Linked DNA regions of Mus musculus: region 2 is linked to region 1. A link is a loop called in an ENCODE intact Hi-C map of the cell type or tissue named here. Cell type or tissue: left cerebral cortex. All regions are shown on one strand. Links, peaks and the distances in the headings refer to the core of each region. The heading gives the core; the rest is flanking DNA. Region 1 has its middle 8.7 kb from the start of Gm34207. Region 2 has its middle 230 kb from the start of Lmx1a.

Region 1 (8,340 bases), core at 179-8,178:
TGTGGCTGAGAAGCAGACAGAAAGGGCAAGGGAAGACTTACAGGGCATGTGTAGATACCCTCCGGGTAGCCACGGTTCTCTCCCCTGAGTTTTAAAATGATATATATGTATTTCAACCAATAACAGAAATGCATCTGGAATGGACTTTGGGAATTAAGAATGTCAAGAAGCTGGCCAGTGCCATTTTGGAACATAAAACCGAAAATGATTACTGAGAAATAGTTCAGTAATGAATGATGGTTCCAAGGGTACATTCCACAGGCTTTCTGATCAATGCACCAGTGTCAATTGGAATTAGATATGCAGCTTCCCTCAGGACTCCTTGAACAGCAGTCCTTATTTGGATGTGTAAGTTGGGTGGAGGGTGCTCTTTGAGACAGATCTCTCTCTGTAGCCCAGGCTAGCCTCAAACTTGGCATCTTTCCTTTCCCACTTCTGAGTGCTGGCATGGTTAGGTAAGTCCTGATCGCTAAAATCACCCTGTCTCTCCTCTTTACTCTTTATTCTCATAGTGATTTGGGAATGTGGCTTAGAAGTTTAACTTCATTCAAGGCTGCTTTGAAATACTCAAATAGGTAATTTGTAGCTAGTGTTACTATTATTTTAGGCATTACCAAATTCTTAGTCCTCACTCATTACTTCTTGTGTTACTGAGATTTCTCTTTTTGGAAAAAAAATTTTTTTTTCGACAGATAACACTCAAAATCCTTCTGGCTTTTGATAACGTCACTGTTTCTGTCTACACTGGCACTCAGGTTAAAGCAGCTGAGCTACTGAAACTTTACACACAAATGGGAAACATTGAATAAAGTATTCTGTGTGTGTGTGCTTGTGCGTACGTGCAGACAACCTTAGTTGTCATTCCTTTGGTGCCATTCACCTTATTTTTGTGAGATTGTCTCTCACTGATTAGGCAAGTCTAGATGCCACTGAACCACCTGACCCCTTCCTTAGCGCTGTGACTACAACTGCACCATTCCCAGCCTTTTGTTTCTATGGCCCCGAGGCTGCAGTTCAGGTCCTAATGCCTGTGCAGTAAATGCTTCCTTGACTGAGCCCTCTCTGTAGCCCCATGAAAGTAGGGTTTAAAGGTTATTTATTTCTGGAGGCTGGAGAGATGGACCAGCAGTTCCAAGCATTGGCTGCTTTTCTAGAAGACCAGAGCTCAATCTCCAGAGTGCACAGTAGTTCATAAGTGCCTGCAACTGTAGTCTGGGAGTCAGGCACACTCCTCTGACCTCTATGGGCACCAGGCATTTGGTGCATATACAAATGTGAGGGCAAAACATGCATACACATGAAAAATCTCCAGTACCTATACAATGCAATATATAGGTTAAATCATATGGAATGACCAGAATGTGGGAGCTTTATTTTTGAGGGAGGGTTAAAATAACCAAATACTAGTATTTTCATATAACTTAACCAAATATGTGAATAGGGAAAATTTCACTAAAATATTTTAAAATCAACTTCCTTTTTAATATTAATGATTGCTTTCTAATGTATTGATTTTATGAGTTGAGCTTTTACATAGTAGGTTTACTTATAGCAGGGTCCGTTTAGACTTTACCAGACTTTCTGTTTTGCACATGTGTGGTATGATGTCCTGACTTGAAGCTCAGGAATTCAAGGGCAACTAGAAATCTTTCAGCACACATCTTTCACAGCATTAACCGCAATCCTCCCTGACAACTTGGAGGTTACTGACTCTGAAACGAAGCCAGTTGCCGAGAATCCAGCATGTATTCTTTCTGTGACCCTTAGAAACTGGCCTGTTTCCTATTAATGATTTTTTTTGTTGTTGTTGGAGGCATGTTATAGTCTAGTTTTTTTTTCTGGTTAATTCCCAGATCTTCTGCCATTTTTCTTGTACAACCCCGTTTTCTTTGTGGTGGGTCTTACCGAAAGACACCACGGGCAGAAAGAGAGCTTCTGGAAATTATCATGTTTCAGCAACAGAACTGTTTAAACATCTGACAGCCATTTGCAACCAAACATCTCTGGTCTCATCCATGGAAAATATCACACATAGCAGAGAAAATGGAAAGGAGCTGGCAGAAGATATCTGCTGAGTTTGCTCTGTGCAGTGTTCAAATGAGTTCCTCGGGGGACCTCAGACTACGGGTATTGGCTCTTTCTGGTTTAACGAGTTGGGAGTGCTCCTTCTTACACAGAGCGAGGAACCAGAGTCCAGTTTTGAAGATGAACTTGAGAAATCAGCTTCCCTATTCCAAAAGTCAGTGTCGTGATGGATAGGATTTAGGGACAGGGCTTAGTAGTTTCATTTCATTTGGAGCAATTTGAGATATAAACCATGTAAGTGTGGAACATATACGATTATTTTAGAAGATCATAGGGGTGAAAGGAACACCATTAGAATTCTCTCTCAGGCAGACAGGGCCCATTCCTGTTGGCACTGGAAAGTCAGGTCACCATTGTTCCAAGGCCCCTCAAAAAAAGTGATTCATAACTCCTAAGTTAGGAGCTTTGAATTTGCATTCTGTTTAGGAATCCAACAATTTTCCAAGGTTGTTATGATGAGTGAAGAAACTCCAGTTAGCCTGAGAGAGAGCCTTTGGGGATGAATTGGTTTAACCCTAGGATGTGATCAGTTTTTAACTCACAGCAGCATTTCCTCTCAGCTAAAGGCACCTGACTAGACAAGGGCAAGAGGATTCTGCAGCCTTTCTTTCTCTGGAGCACACTTCTAGTAGAATAATAAGAGCTCCATTAAGAGACTGCCATTTTTTTCTGTGTGTGGTGCATGCATGCCCTATCCACGTTTTGTGCACACATGTGCTTGCACAGCCCATTCCTCCTGTGTGTAGGCATGGTGTTGATGTTGGGAATCATTCTCCTTTAATCTTTCACTTTATTCATTGAGGAAAGGCCTCTCAATCAAACCCAGAGCTTGCAGATATGCCTATCCTTGCTGGGATTATACAGATAGGCCACCAGGTCCCCTTGGCATTGGCGTGTGTTCTGGGATCTGAACTCTGGTCTCTTTATTCTTCCACTGAAATCTCTTAACAACTGAGACATTTCTCCATCCCCTCCCTGCTACTTTCTTTAATGGAAATACTCTGTTGTTTATTGAGCTTGGTCTAGCATATAAATTACAGTATTGTTAATGGAATTTAGTAGGATGGGAACTTTAGGATAATTAGCAAACCAGTCACCCACCCACAAGAGACACAATCAGAGAAAGTCAAGCTTCATTAGTTTCCACAATGACATGAAAATCTCGGCTAATAATTATAGTTGTCTTGAGCCTCAGGTGACAGCTTTTTGCCCATCAGCTAAGTAGGAAATAAATTTCTGTTTCATGCCTGGGATCTTATACTAATTAATGTAAGAAATGCCTTTATTTACATGTGTACATCTTTGAACCACAAATGCCCAGTAGAAATATAGTGGTACCCATCCATGCAATAGAAGACTTACTCATTACAAAGTAAAAAGATGCCAGAGAAATTAATTTTAATGATATTCTTAACCTAACACATCCCAAATTAGTGTGATGTTTAGTAGTATACTGCCAATATAAAATCATTAAGGAGATAAGTTTATATTTTGGCTTCTACACAAAGACTTCTTAGAAGTCAATGTGGTTTTATAGGCAAGGTGTGTATCAATTTGGGCTGGCCACATTCCAGGCACCAATAACCACTGATAAGTCGTGGCTGTCAGATTGGGTTATACAGCCTTCAACTGTTCCCAAATCCACTACCAGGCAGAAGGTTTTAGAAGGGGAGGGGAAATAGGTCAAAGACTTCCTAAAATTAGGGGAATCTGGGGCACCAAAAATTTCAGGATAGCTGTCCTGGAATGTGGAATAGTGTCTAAAATGTAAACCTAGGGCTGGAGAAATGACTCAATAATTAGGAGCACTGACAGTTCTTCCAGAGGTCCTGAGTCCAATTCCCAGCAACCACAGGGTGACGCACAACCATCTGTAATGGGATCTGACGCCCTCTTCTGGTGAGTCTGAAGACAGCCACAGTGTACTCACATCTAGAAAATGTAAACCCAAAGCACCATTTTTAAAGCTTTACCTAAGACTCCAGCAGGAAAGTGTGATCCGAACAAGTTCAGATACTCAGAGTCCTCAAAAGTGGTAACAGCGCCGGTGGTTTGGATCTGAGACTGAGAATAGACGGGGGACAGGGTAGGGAAAGCTGAGGTCAAAGCAGCTGCGCTGCTCTCTGGGAGTAAGCTCGATGTCTCACACTGTACCTGCTGCATCGTTCGTGCTGTGTGAGAGGCGTCTTCTTTTTTCCCTTGTTCCCCCTCAGGGCAGTTTGCCCACGTGGATTCTCTTTTTGGGCTGCAAGTGATTTCTTATTTTGCATTCCCAGAACCTCATTTCTGCAGCAGCCCAAGCTCATAGGCCTGTTTTATAATCGTGTCACAAATATCAAAGGCTTATTGTTGAAGCATTAGCGATAATGGCAGTAACAATTCAGTTACAATTCCAGTAACAACTCCAAGTCCTTGGGAAATGTTCCATTAAGTCACTCTTAATTAGGGGAGAAGACCAGAGGCAATTCCAGTTGTGACCTACGGGTGGCAGCATTGTCTAAGTCACGAGCTGCTGCGTTATTTCCTCTACTTCCTGGGGTCATGTAACAAGCTCAGTCAAGAAGAGACGTTTTCATCAACAACTCTCTAAACTCCAGACTACAAGGCCAGGGACAACAATTCAAGGACGGGGCTCTGAATTGAGAATTGAGAGCTATAGCTGTACAGGGGAAGACTGGCAGGCCCAGAGTCAAAGAACCAGTTACGAAATTGTAGGGACCCTGGAAGGCCATGGCAGGAGATCTTCAGTTCAGGATGCAAGAATGGTTTTCTCTACATTTGTTAGTTTTCATCAGGTGGATCAACTTACTAATCTAGTATAATCAAGTGGTTGATAGACAATATTTGGAAAATTTGTAAAATTACCCATGAGAAAATAAAAAATTCTGCTCATACATCCCCATCTCTCCCTCTATCTATGTACATATCAGCATAGAAAACTATTTTCCTATTGTTCCAGAGACTAAACCTTAAAACCTTTTGATCTATAAGTCAAGCTATTGGCACTCGGGTGTGGGATTAGGAAGTGGTGTGTATGTGTGCTCTGTGTGTGTGTGTGTGTTTGTGTGTGTGAGTGCGCGTGTGTGCATGCATGTTCCAGCTCTGCATCCTGGTAGACATCACACATACATGCCCCACAGGCATCTTTACCTTTAAGGTCCCTTTTTTTTGTTGATAGTATTGTGATAGAAGAATATGGACAAAAATGGAATATGGCAAATGGATGGACCTGGAGGGCATCATCCTGAGTGAGGTAACCCAATCACAAAAGAACTCACATGATATGTACTCACTGATATTAGCCCAGAAACTTAGAATACACAAGATACAAGATACAATTTGCAAAACACATGAAACTCAAGAAGAACGAAGACCAAAGTGTGGACACTTTGCCCCTTCTTAGAATTGGGAACAAAACACCCATGGAAGGAATTACAGAGACAAAGTTTGGAGCTGAGACAAAAGGATGGACCATCTAGAGACTGCCGCACCCGGGGATCCATCCCATAATCAGCCTCCAAACACAGACACCATTTTATACACCAGCAAGATTTTGCTGAAAGGACCCTGATATAGCTGTCTCTTGTGAAGCTATGCCGGGGCCTGGCAAACACAGAAGTGGATGCTCACAGTCAGCTATTGGATGGATCACAGGGCCCCCAATGGAGGAGCTAGAGAAAGTACCCAAAGAGCTAAAAGGGGGTCTGCAACCCTATAGGTGGAACAACATTATGAACTAACCAGTACCCCCCGGAGCTCGTGTCTCTAGCTGCATATGTAGCAGAAGATGGCCTAGTCGGCCATCATTGGGAAGAGAGGCCCCTTGGTCTTGCAAACTTTATATGCCTCAGTACAAGGGAACACCAGGGCCAAGAAGTGGGAGTGGGTGGGTAGGGGAGTGGGGGGGGGAGTGTCTGGGGGACTTTTGGGATGGCATCTGAAATGTAAATGAAGAAAATACCTAATTAAAAAATAAATTAAAAAAAAAGAATATGGACAAAAAGAGCTACAAAGATTGCACATGAAAGAAGCCAACTGCAGAGGGAGACCGGAAGCCTTTGCTTACCCTGACGTCATCCGACAACAGAACAAGCTCTGGATAAAGCCCAGGAAATATAAAGGGGTGAGATGGGGTGGGTGGTCGGATTACTAGACGTAGTTTTTCCTTTCTAAACAAGCTATCTGTTTCTATTCCATGTCTAACTTAAAAGGCGTGGCCTTTTCCCCATCTCCCCTCCTGGTAGCTGCCAGGATTGTCACATAACCTGTATAATCTACTGTTTTCCTAAATGCTAATAAAATTGTTGTCCAGGTTTCTTTTGAATCTGTTTCTAAATTATTTTATTAACAAGTCTACGATAACAGTATTACTAGCCTTATAAACAACCAGAAGATCCACTTCAGGTAAATCTTCGATGTCATTGGTACACTGGCTCACCAGTGACCCAATCCTGTGGACACGCCAGCATCTCTACCCATTGTCTTCATGCCTTCCCTGATACCCTTATTTCTCCGTCCCTCTTTCTTTTGTTCTTTTGTCTATCTGACTGTGTTTTTGTTCTGATTTGTATCTTGTCTCTGGCTGTACTCTGCTCTAACCTGCCTCGCCCACTTAGTCCTGAGGTCTTGCCACACTGTGCGCCAGCTCACAAACCTTCGATAGCCTGGGCTGTTTAGCACATAAATCCTAGTTCTTATCGGAAGCTGAAGCTAGTCTTCCGCTAGACTGAGGCAAATGCTTTGCTCCGTGTGAGTCTTGTCAGACTCATTGCACACACCGTCATCCCACTTCAGTATTCAGTCTTTCAGATCCAAACTCTACCTGTCTCTCAAAGGTCACCTTAAGTGTCTTTTTCACCTCTGAAGCTTTTCTTACCACCAATAATTCCAAAGGTTTCCAAACTATCCTAAGTATGGTACTTTATGTGTTTCACTCATGGAGAAATGAATGCTTTCTATCTTATTATTATAAGACACATACATATTGTCTTAGCTTTAAAAGACAAGGACTGAGGGCATAGCTTAGTTGGTGAAATGCTTGACTAGCATGTATGAGCCCCTGGATGGAATACTCAGCACTACATAAAAGCAGATACGGCCTTCAGGAAGTACAGGAGAAGAGTCAGAAGTTCAAAGCTATCCTTGGGCACATAGTGAGTTTAAGGTTAGCCTGAGATATATGAGACTTTGCTGAGAGAGAGAGAGGGAGGGAGAGGGGGAGGGGGAGGGGGAGGGGGAGGGGGAGAGGGAGAGGGAGAGGGAGGGAGGGAGAGGGAGAGGGAGGGGGGAGGGAGGGAGGGAGGAAGGGAGGGAGGGAGAGAAAGAGAGAGAGAGAGAGAGAGAGAGAGAGAGAGAGAGAGAGAGAGAGAGAGAGATTAGATAAATCCCACCACCTCATGCTTTTTGGTGTTACTTGAGATTAAATTTAGGGCCTTACTCATGCTAGGCATGTATTTAATCACTGAGCTGAGCTGTATCCCTGGGTCCATGATGCATCAACTGTGGTTTTTTTTTTTTTTTTTTTTTTTGTTTTGTTTTTTTTAGAATTTCCTGTGTTTACATCATTTCCAATCCACACTCTTCCCCCATGCAGCTCTTTCTGTGCACCCCACTCCCTCTGAACTTTGTGACCTCTTCTTAATCACTACCGTTACATATATACATCCATCCATACATATGTACATGGAAATACAATCTGTGGAGGCCATTTACTGTTGCTCTTCTATGTATTTTATTAGGGCTGACCATTTGGAATTGGGTAACTTATCAGGGGGGCTATCTATACCCTGAAGAAAACTGGTTATCTCACAGCAACCATTGATTGCCTGTAGCTCTTTATCTAGGGGCAGGGAGTATCAACTGTTTTTGTTTTTCTCATTTCCTCATTACATAATATTCTATGTGAATGTTGTTCTGAATATTTTTTGGGGGGGTGTTTCGAGACAGGCTTTCTCTGTGTAGCCCTGGCTGTCCTGGAACTCACTTTGTAGACCAGGCTGGCCTCGAACTCAGAAATCCGACTGCCTCTGCCTCCTGAGTGCTGGGATTAAAGGTGTGTACCACCATGCCCGGCTGTTCTGAATTTTTTTTTTTTTGTTGTTGTTTTGGTTTGGTTTTGGTTTTTCGAGACAGGGTTTCTTTGTGTAGCCCTGGCTGTCCTGGGCTGTCCTCTGTAGATCAGGCTGGCCTCGAACTCAGAAATCCGCCTGCCTCTGCCTCCCAAGTGCTGGGATCAAAGGTGTGCGTGCGCCACCA
Region 2 (8,340 bases), core at 319-8,318, 510 kb after region 1:
TTCATGTCTGCACACTATGTCATGTCTTGCCTGACGGCATTCGTTTTCATTAGTCAGATAATACCTTAAAGCCAGAGGCAGTGGTTCAAGAAACTGAACAGACAGCCAAATGATCATTACTGAAGAGTATTCCTATGAAATCTCTCTATCTGGCCATAAGGCTCATTTGCTGTCTGTCCCAATATTTCACTCTGTGAACAAGTCAACTGGCTACAGGACACTCGAATCCAAAAATGCATGCCTCGTGGTCTCCACCATGCAAAGAACTCAGACAACATTCTTAGGTTTTTTGTTTTGTTTTGTTTTTTTCCCCCGAGGGTTTTCTTCATGGAGGATTTTAAAATCCAAACTGGGCTTATCAACTCCAAATATTTTCTAACGGAGGTATATGACTATGTGTGAAGGTCATAATAATTAGATGGCCCTTTGCCCCAGTCGGTGAGAAATTCAGAATTCCCAATGACGCTGAAATTAGTGTTAGTTCAGACTGGTTAAATTATACAGTGAAACATCCCAACAGTTAAACATAACAAAATAAACTGCTTTTTTTTTCCTTCTTGTTCATCATATGTCTTCTCTGGAAGCTCTATCAAAGTCTCCTCTACACTACCTCTTGGGGTAGCTTAAGTGGAGGTTTCCTCGGGAGGAGATGCATGGTTTCTTAGTCAGGGTTTCTATTCCTGCACAAATATCATGACTAAGAAGCAAGTTGGGTAGGAAAGGGTTTATTCCTTTCTCCGTGATAACTCCAGCTTGTGTCAAGTTGACACACAAAACCAGCCAGTACAGTTGACCACTTGTCAACTTGACACATAAACACATCACTATTAAGCCTCAACCTTTACTTTCTTATTCATCCCTAAGATCTAAATAGCTTTAAAAGCCCTATTTACAAATTCTTACATATTAAAATTTCAATCCCTTTAAAATATCCAATCTCTTAAAATTCAAAGTCTCTTAACTATGGGCTCCACTAAATATTTTCTTCCTTCAAAAGGGAAATATATCAGGGCCCAGTCACAAAAACAAAATCAAACTCTAACAGTTCAATGTCTGGGATCCACTCATAATCTTCTGGGCTCCTTCAAAGGCTTGAATCACTTCTCCAGCTCTTGTCTTCTAGGTTCCAGCTGCCTGTACTCCACTGCTGCTGCTCTTGGTGGTCATCTCATAGTACTAGCATCTCCAAAACACTGCTGTCTTCCACTGTAACTAGGCTTCACCCATAGCCTCTCATAGGCGCTCTTCATGGTGCCAAGCCTCAACTACTTTGCATGATCCCTTCAGTCCTGGGTCATCAATTGCAACTGAGGCTGCACCTTCACTAATGACCTTCCATGGCCTCTCACAGTGCCAAGTCTCAGCTGTTCTTCATGATGCCTTCACTCCTTCAAAACCACCTGGGTGACTCTTACACATTACCAAGTACAGCTGCAGCACAAGGTACAACCTTGGCTATCTCTGGAACACACCCTCTTTGTGCTCTCAGAAAACACTTCCCAGAAGACCTCAATGATGCTGGTATCTTCTTAATCCCCTTTAATTTCTTAGTTCCAGCTAATCAGCATCAATAATCCCAGTAATGCAAAGGTTTCAATTTAATAGTTCTGGTATCTTGTTAGTCACAGCTAACCTAAACCACAAAATCTTCACAATCAAAATAGCAGCAGCCCTGATAAGAGTCTTTAATTTTCTCTCTGAAGTTTCACAAGCCAGGCCTCCATCTTCTTCACTATTCTCAACATTATCTTCTAAGCTCCTATACAACATTCCACAAAGCTCTTAACATCCCAATGGCTCTTCTAGCTCAAAGTCCTTCCATAGTCCTCCCTAAAACATGGTCAGATTGTCACAGGAAAACCCCACTCCTGGTGCCAATTTGCCTTAGTCAGGATTTCTATTCCTGCACAAACATCATGACCAAGAAGCAAGTTGGGGAGGAAAGGATTTGTTAAGCTTACACATTCACATTGCTGTTCACCACCAAAGGAAGTCAGGACTGTAACTCACACATGGCAGGAGGCAAGAGCTGATGCAGAAGCCATGGAGGGATGTTACTGGCTTGCTTCCCCTGGCTTGCTCAGCTGGCTTTCTTAAGAATCCAAAACTACCAGCCCAGGGATGGCACTACCCACAATGGGGAGGACCCTCCCACCCTTGATCACTAATTGAGAAAATGCCTTACAGGTGGATCTCATGGAGGCATTTCCTAAAAGGAGGCTCCTTTCTCTGTGATAACTCCAACTTGTGTCAAGTTGACACACAAAACCAGTCAGTACACATGGCTTTTTAGCCAATTTTCCGATTTCTTCAGACTTGGACCTTGGTAACTATGCAGCAGCTTCATCCATAACCAAGTATATTTAGCAGCGCATTCTCTTGAGATAGTTTTAGTTCAGCTGCTTGTGGGGCTTGGATAACGAAGCCAAAGTAATCATTATGTAGCAAATAGAAAAGTTATTTGAGGTCAGGTAGGTCAATTAAGCCCCGAACTATTAAATGAAATAGTAGCTTGCTTTTGTTGAGCTAGCAATGTGTTTTAAAATCAGAACGGGAGGAATGGGAACACCGATGAGTTGCTAGCATGATTGACAGGCACACATGAAAGCCAAGATTTTATGTTATCCCTGCATAACAGGGCATGGTGCATATGCCGCCATCCCAGCACCAGCAAGGTGAGGACTGCGGGGCTTTCAAGCTACATAAGGCTTTGAGTTTCAGCTGCACGAGACCCAAGAAACAAACAAAAGTAAAGCTCAAACAGAGGAAAATCCAGAAATGGAAAAAAAATTATCCATAGTTTTCATGACCTCCAAACAGCAAGTGAGACGGGGTTCAGCAGTTTTTCGTGAACTGTGTCACTTTCTTGTGGGCAGAGATAGTCACCACACCTTTCTGTCCTTTGGAAGATGTACCCTTGAAGGAAACCTTGGTTGTTTTGTTGGAATCCTCTGCTCATTGCAGAACTGAATTACTCTGCAGACGATATTAATCGACTACCTCTTAATCAGTACAAACTGGGCAACACTATTTCCTCCATAAAACTCATCAACTGATGTAGTCAGCATCACTGACAGAAAAAGCCTGGAGCTCTCCAGGCTCGCAGCACAGTTCCACCAGGTGGCCAAGGGACCAGGCCCCTCTAGGTTCCTGCTGCATTGTTCTGAAAAGTGACTGTCATCCCCAAGGTCCAGGGCAACCTCCACAGCGGCAACCATTTGTCAACAGGATGAAGATCGCAGTGCTTTTAAGAGATAGCTCAGAAGTAGCTCCTGTGTGTTTGTGTGAAATGTTTGGTGGGTGCTTGTATCGTTTCTAGTGATCCTCTAACCAATTCTTCCAGATTAACAATCAACCAGGATTCTATAAGATCTGATCAAAGAATTTCTAAGTCCTGTGGCTTTCAGTGTTGGACATGAAGAGGATGCTGCGTAGATTGAAATAGAGAATTCCTTGGGGGAGGCAATAGGAGGATATGTAGACCGTAGGGATAGCAAATTGGCATGGAGTTTACTCTTCAGCCTTGTGCACATGCCTGTCTAGTTATATAAACTGCTCTAAGAAAGACATCAGAACACACTGGCTTACATGAGGACACATCTTTCTCATGTGCTAGGGTGATGGTGTTTGTGTATGGGTACTAGTAGGGTAGCTTTGTCCTCTTAAAAGCGTTCTCTTGTGAGTAGAAATGGTTGTTTTCTCCAGGGCTTTCAAAATGGCCAAGGACACCATTTCAAAATGGCACACCCCTGATCCTCGTGATGGTCCCTGAAGTATTCTGCTCCCACTCACATTCCCTGGCCATTGTAGCTCACAAACGGCCACACTGAGTGACTGGGTTACCAGTTGAAGTGATTTCTGTGAAACCAGGGGAGAGGGGACATCGTGGGCCAGCTAGAATCTCTTGAAGTCCTTTTCACTGTTGAGTCCTGTCATCTCTGGATGACCAGGTGGAATCCAGCACCAAAGCCTGGACTGTGGGGAGCTCCTTGTTTTATGGCTGATGAGTGGGCCATAGCTTAATGAAGGCAAACAAGGCCAGGGCTCTCTGGTAACAGAGACAAGCATGCCACCACATGGGTGGATTCTACTCAAACCTCAGTCACTATGGGATGACCGTTCCCCCATCATACTGGCCTTGTGGGTGGACTTGGGTGTCCGGTGCACCTAGCATTCATTCCATATAATATTTTGCTTTTCTCTGGTTGTATAGCCACATAAGATGCTTTCTAAGAGAAAGGCTGACATTTCAAGGAAAGTAAACCTTCTCTGGAATGCTCACCATCACCAGCTCAGTTTGCATAAATGAGTGTTCTGTGGAGAAAAAGGGAGTAGTCCTGGCCCTGAGAGACAGACAGAAGATGTTCCCTCCCACACACCTTCTTGCCTTCTCCTTTTTAATTGAGATATATTTAACGTAGCACAAAGTTCATCTATTTCAAAAGTAAAGTTTTTTTTACCTTAATGTCTTTAAGATATTGAGTTGTATAACCATCTTTATAATCGATTTTAGAATATTCTGATAATCATTCCATAAAACCCACCTCATTAAAAGACTAACTCTAGTTTCCCCTACTTTTATCTTTGGAAAATACTGCTTTCTGTCTCTATAGCTTTACCTATTCTGAACATTCCATGACCTAGAATCAACCACTAGGTGAATTTGGGGCAAGATTTCCTTCATATGGCTTATTCTTTTCAAGTCTTGTCCTTGATTAGTCTGTATTAGTTCATGTATTAGCCTGTCATTCCTTCTTACAACCAAATAATATTTATTTTATAGATATGACATGCTTATCGATTTATGGGCTGGTGGGCATTCTTCCACCTGAGGTCTAAGAATGCTGCTGCTCTGAGCATCCATGTGCAAGTTCTGTGTGAATGAGTTTCCACATCTCCTGAATACATACCTAGGATTGGATCAAACTGTAATGCCCAACTTTGTGAATATCTGTCCGGTTGTTGATCAATGGGAACATACCATGTATAATCCCACCAGCCATGTACGAGGCTTCTAACATCGCCACAAGCTAGTGAACATTTATTGTCCGTTCTTTCTATTCCAGTCATTCTGACAGTATCTCATAGGTATTGACTTCCATTGTCTCAGTAGTTAGTGATGGAGACCATTTGTTAGTGTTATTGTCAACCATTTGCACTCCTTCTTTTAAAAGGTGCTCAGTTAGGTTGCTTCACCATTTTAAAATTACATTGTCTTTCTGAAATTCTTTTTTGCGTATTCTTCAAATATTATAGATACGGACCTTTCTCAGATATATGATTTAAAAAAATATTGCCTTATTTCCATGTGGTACTTCAGTTCTGCTCCTGATTCTGGAACCTGTCTTTTTTCTATCTTGATGTTATCAAAGGCCAGTCGGTTTCAGGCAAAGGTACATGTGTAAATGCATTACGAGGATGATGATTTTAGTTATAATAAACAATATAAATCACCCCAGGTGATGGACAGGTGTCCATGGCTGCTCTGAGTTCTTTTGGGTAGGGATAAGAGTTTGGCTCATTAAATCAATCAAAATAGAAAACAGTCGCCAGTTTAGGTCAGGTCTAACAAGCTTATTTTGCTTATTATTTCTTCCTAAGTTTGGCTAGCAAACTGTTTACGTCAATAGGATACGTGAAATAAAATACTGCCCCTTCCGTGGACTGACCACCCACCTCCTCTACGGGTTTAGAATGGTTGAGGATGTCAGGGACGTGTGTACAACTCTCTGGTGCAGGGTATTGCCGGGACCTAGAAGCTCCCTAACCCTAATTCCTGCCATGTTTCTGTCTTTCCCTTCCTCTATTTTACAGTTGCCCCATTGCCTGCCCTTCCTGGCTGCCCGTCCGAGTCTCCATCTTGTCTTCCTGAAAAATGAGTTGGAAGGGTAAGGGTCTCTAAGCAGGATTTAGAGTCTTAGCTAAAGCAAATGGTGGGTGGTTGTTAGCACTCGGTGAGAGTAGCTAGGCGCGTGGTTATGGTATGTTTTCCCTCTCATTCAGTGGGCAGATCCTCCCCAGTTCCAAAGGGCTTCAGTGTGCAGGATCTGTCAGTGGGGCATTCTGGCGGAGGGTTGCTAGAGCACAGGAACAGATGACAAGACCACAGGCAGTCTGTCCCCTTCTAGGGAATAAGGCAAGGATTCCTTTAACACAATGTGACAACTAATCTCTCTATAGCCTCTGACTGAGAGGTTTTAATTATGACTGTGAAGTACACACCTGATTTCTTCATACACGCAAACAGCCGGGCTTCCATGTGGCTCTTTAGCGCTATAGAGCATCAGTCAGCTCTGAGCAAGATGATCCTGGCGCCTTCTGTTCTCATCTCACTTTGCTTCTTTAATGTGGTTCTCTCTCTCCTCTCATTACCTTTGAATCCATGAGAAAAGGTGTTGATGTTATTCTTTGAACCAAGGCTGAGTTCTTCAGCTCTGCTTCCCCCTCTCAGCCGCATGGGGGAACCTGGTGGTCATAGGAAAGGAGGGGCTGTCACAGCTTTGCTGGCATTGGGATAAAGATGCCTTTGAAAGAAGGGTGTGTGTGCTGCAATGGAATGGCATTGTACAGGAATGGCGGGAGTCAAAAGCACAGGGGTGGGGCACATAGATCACTGTGGTCAGTTTTGAGCCCTCACCCCCAAAGACACCTGTGTCATTCATCGTGTGTAACTATATCAACAATGTGGCACAAAGGGACCCATTTTTAGAAGCATGAGGATATTTTGTTGTGATTATTGTGTAGTCTGTAAGTGTGTGTGTACATTTTATGTGTGCACAGATACACATGGAGGCCAGACGTTAGCCTTAGGTGTGCTTCTCACCTTGTCATTTTATTTTTCTTTGAGTTTGTTCTTTGGCTGATTTGGTTTGGTTTGGTTTGGTTTTTGTTTTGTTTTTGAAACTGGGACTCCTACTGAGACCTGAGGCTCACAGAGGAAGCTAGGCTGGCTGTTTCCCAGAGGTCCCCCAAGCCCTTCTCCTTCTTCTGGGCACAGAGATGATGGGGCATGCCCCATCCCTGGATTTTTGTTACACAGACTCTCTCAAGCTCAAGTCTTCATGGTTGTACAATAAACAGTTGTTGACTGTGTTATCTCTGCAGAACCCTAAATTATTTACTTATATTTAAATATGGGATTATACCAAAGATCCACCATTTATAAATGCTACTGCCCCAAGGCAAAACAATGTTGTTAATGATGTCAAGAAAAGTCTTAGAAAATAGAGATGCCAACCACACACAGCTTGATTGTTCATAGCAAAGCCAAGCTTTTCCACTGTGAACCATTACCCAGCGGTTTATAAATAGGGACGCCCGTTGATGTCAAGAGAAAAGGTGCACATTAAAGAGGAAGGACTATGGGATCATTATCCAGATGCTGCCATGTCCAGGGAGAGGTCAATACAGGGCAGTCCTTTGTCCTTTGTGCACTCTGCGAAACCCAGGCTTTTAAGGGGTAATTTCTGCCCAAGGTTCCCATCAGCCCACGGGCCAGAAGATGCTGGTCAGACGTTTCTGCCTCTTCCCTCTCATTCGTGCTTCTCAGCAGCGACACACCATTCCCTCTATACAGAGAGGGACTGACAGTGGACACTTAAAGCTGCCAGTTTAGTACTAACAGTTTTGACCCCAGGGAGACTTCATCACCCTCGCTCACTGCTCTAGAAAGGCAGCCTTCCTCCAGAGCACTCTAGCAAGGTTTCCTCTTCAAAATCTCTAGAATTCCTCGCATCTCACGCCAATGGGCCACCTGCCCTCCTTCTGCATGTCCGCTTCACCAAAATATCAGTGACCTTTGTGGCTACTGCACATGGCTCAGACCATGTTGCCCTAACCTGGTTTGCTCTTCCATGACTCTGGGCTGTCCAGTGTCTTGCATCTGCTTTTCCATTAAAACATGTCTTCTCTTTACTGGACATCTTAGAATTGGATTATTTTTTCCTTTACTCCGAACACATCCTATACCCTCTTATTTTTTAAATCTTTGTGTTCTATGCCATTCCTCTCAAATAGTCCATCCTCCGGGCAACCTCAACCCATCAAGATTCTGCCCATTTTTAAATATGCAGTCTGAGTACCTTATTTTGTGGGGGGAGCTTTTCTTTCAAGCCTCCTCAGCTCTTTCCTTGCCACTCTTTGGGGTTGTGTTCTAAATGTTTAGAGGAGACTTGGCAAAGACTAAGAGGAAGAGACCCTTCATTACCAACAAAGTGTAGCTTTAGCTGCAACCTAGACTCCTTGGGCCTCAGTTTCTTCTGGAACCAGTGGGATGGTTGTGTATTACATGGCTTCTAAGAGTTCTCTCCTTGACTACCCATTGATAGCTTTGGAATCGAC

Evidence for each region. Peaks named below come from ENCODE experiments on the same cell type or tissue, not always from the same donor. Only the 100,000 strongest peaks of a DNase experiment are listed, where the experiment ranks them.
Region 2: it touches region 1 in a loop (4-fold over the local background); 12 of 42 quality-filtered maps call a loop at or near these places.

The regions. Positions count from the first base shown.
Region 1 is chr1:167,410,467-167,418,806 of GRCm38, forward strand. No RefSeq gene overlaps it. Among named protein-coding and RNA genes, the nearest start is that of Gm34207, 8.7 kb to the right of the region's middle. In left cerebral cortex, for the core only: a CTCF peak has its summit at 4,565; a DNase peak (open chromatin) is centred at 4,584.
Region 2 is chr1:167,917,020-167,925,359 of GRCm38, forward strand. No RefSeq gene overlaps it. Among named protein-coding and RNA genes, the nearest start is that of Lmx1a, 230 kb to the left of the region's middle. In left cerebral cortex, for the core only: no CTCF peak of the experiment used is centred there; a DNase peak (open chromatin) is centred at 4,289.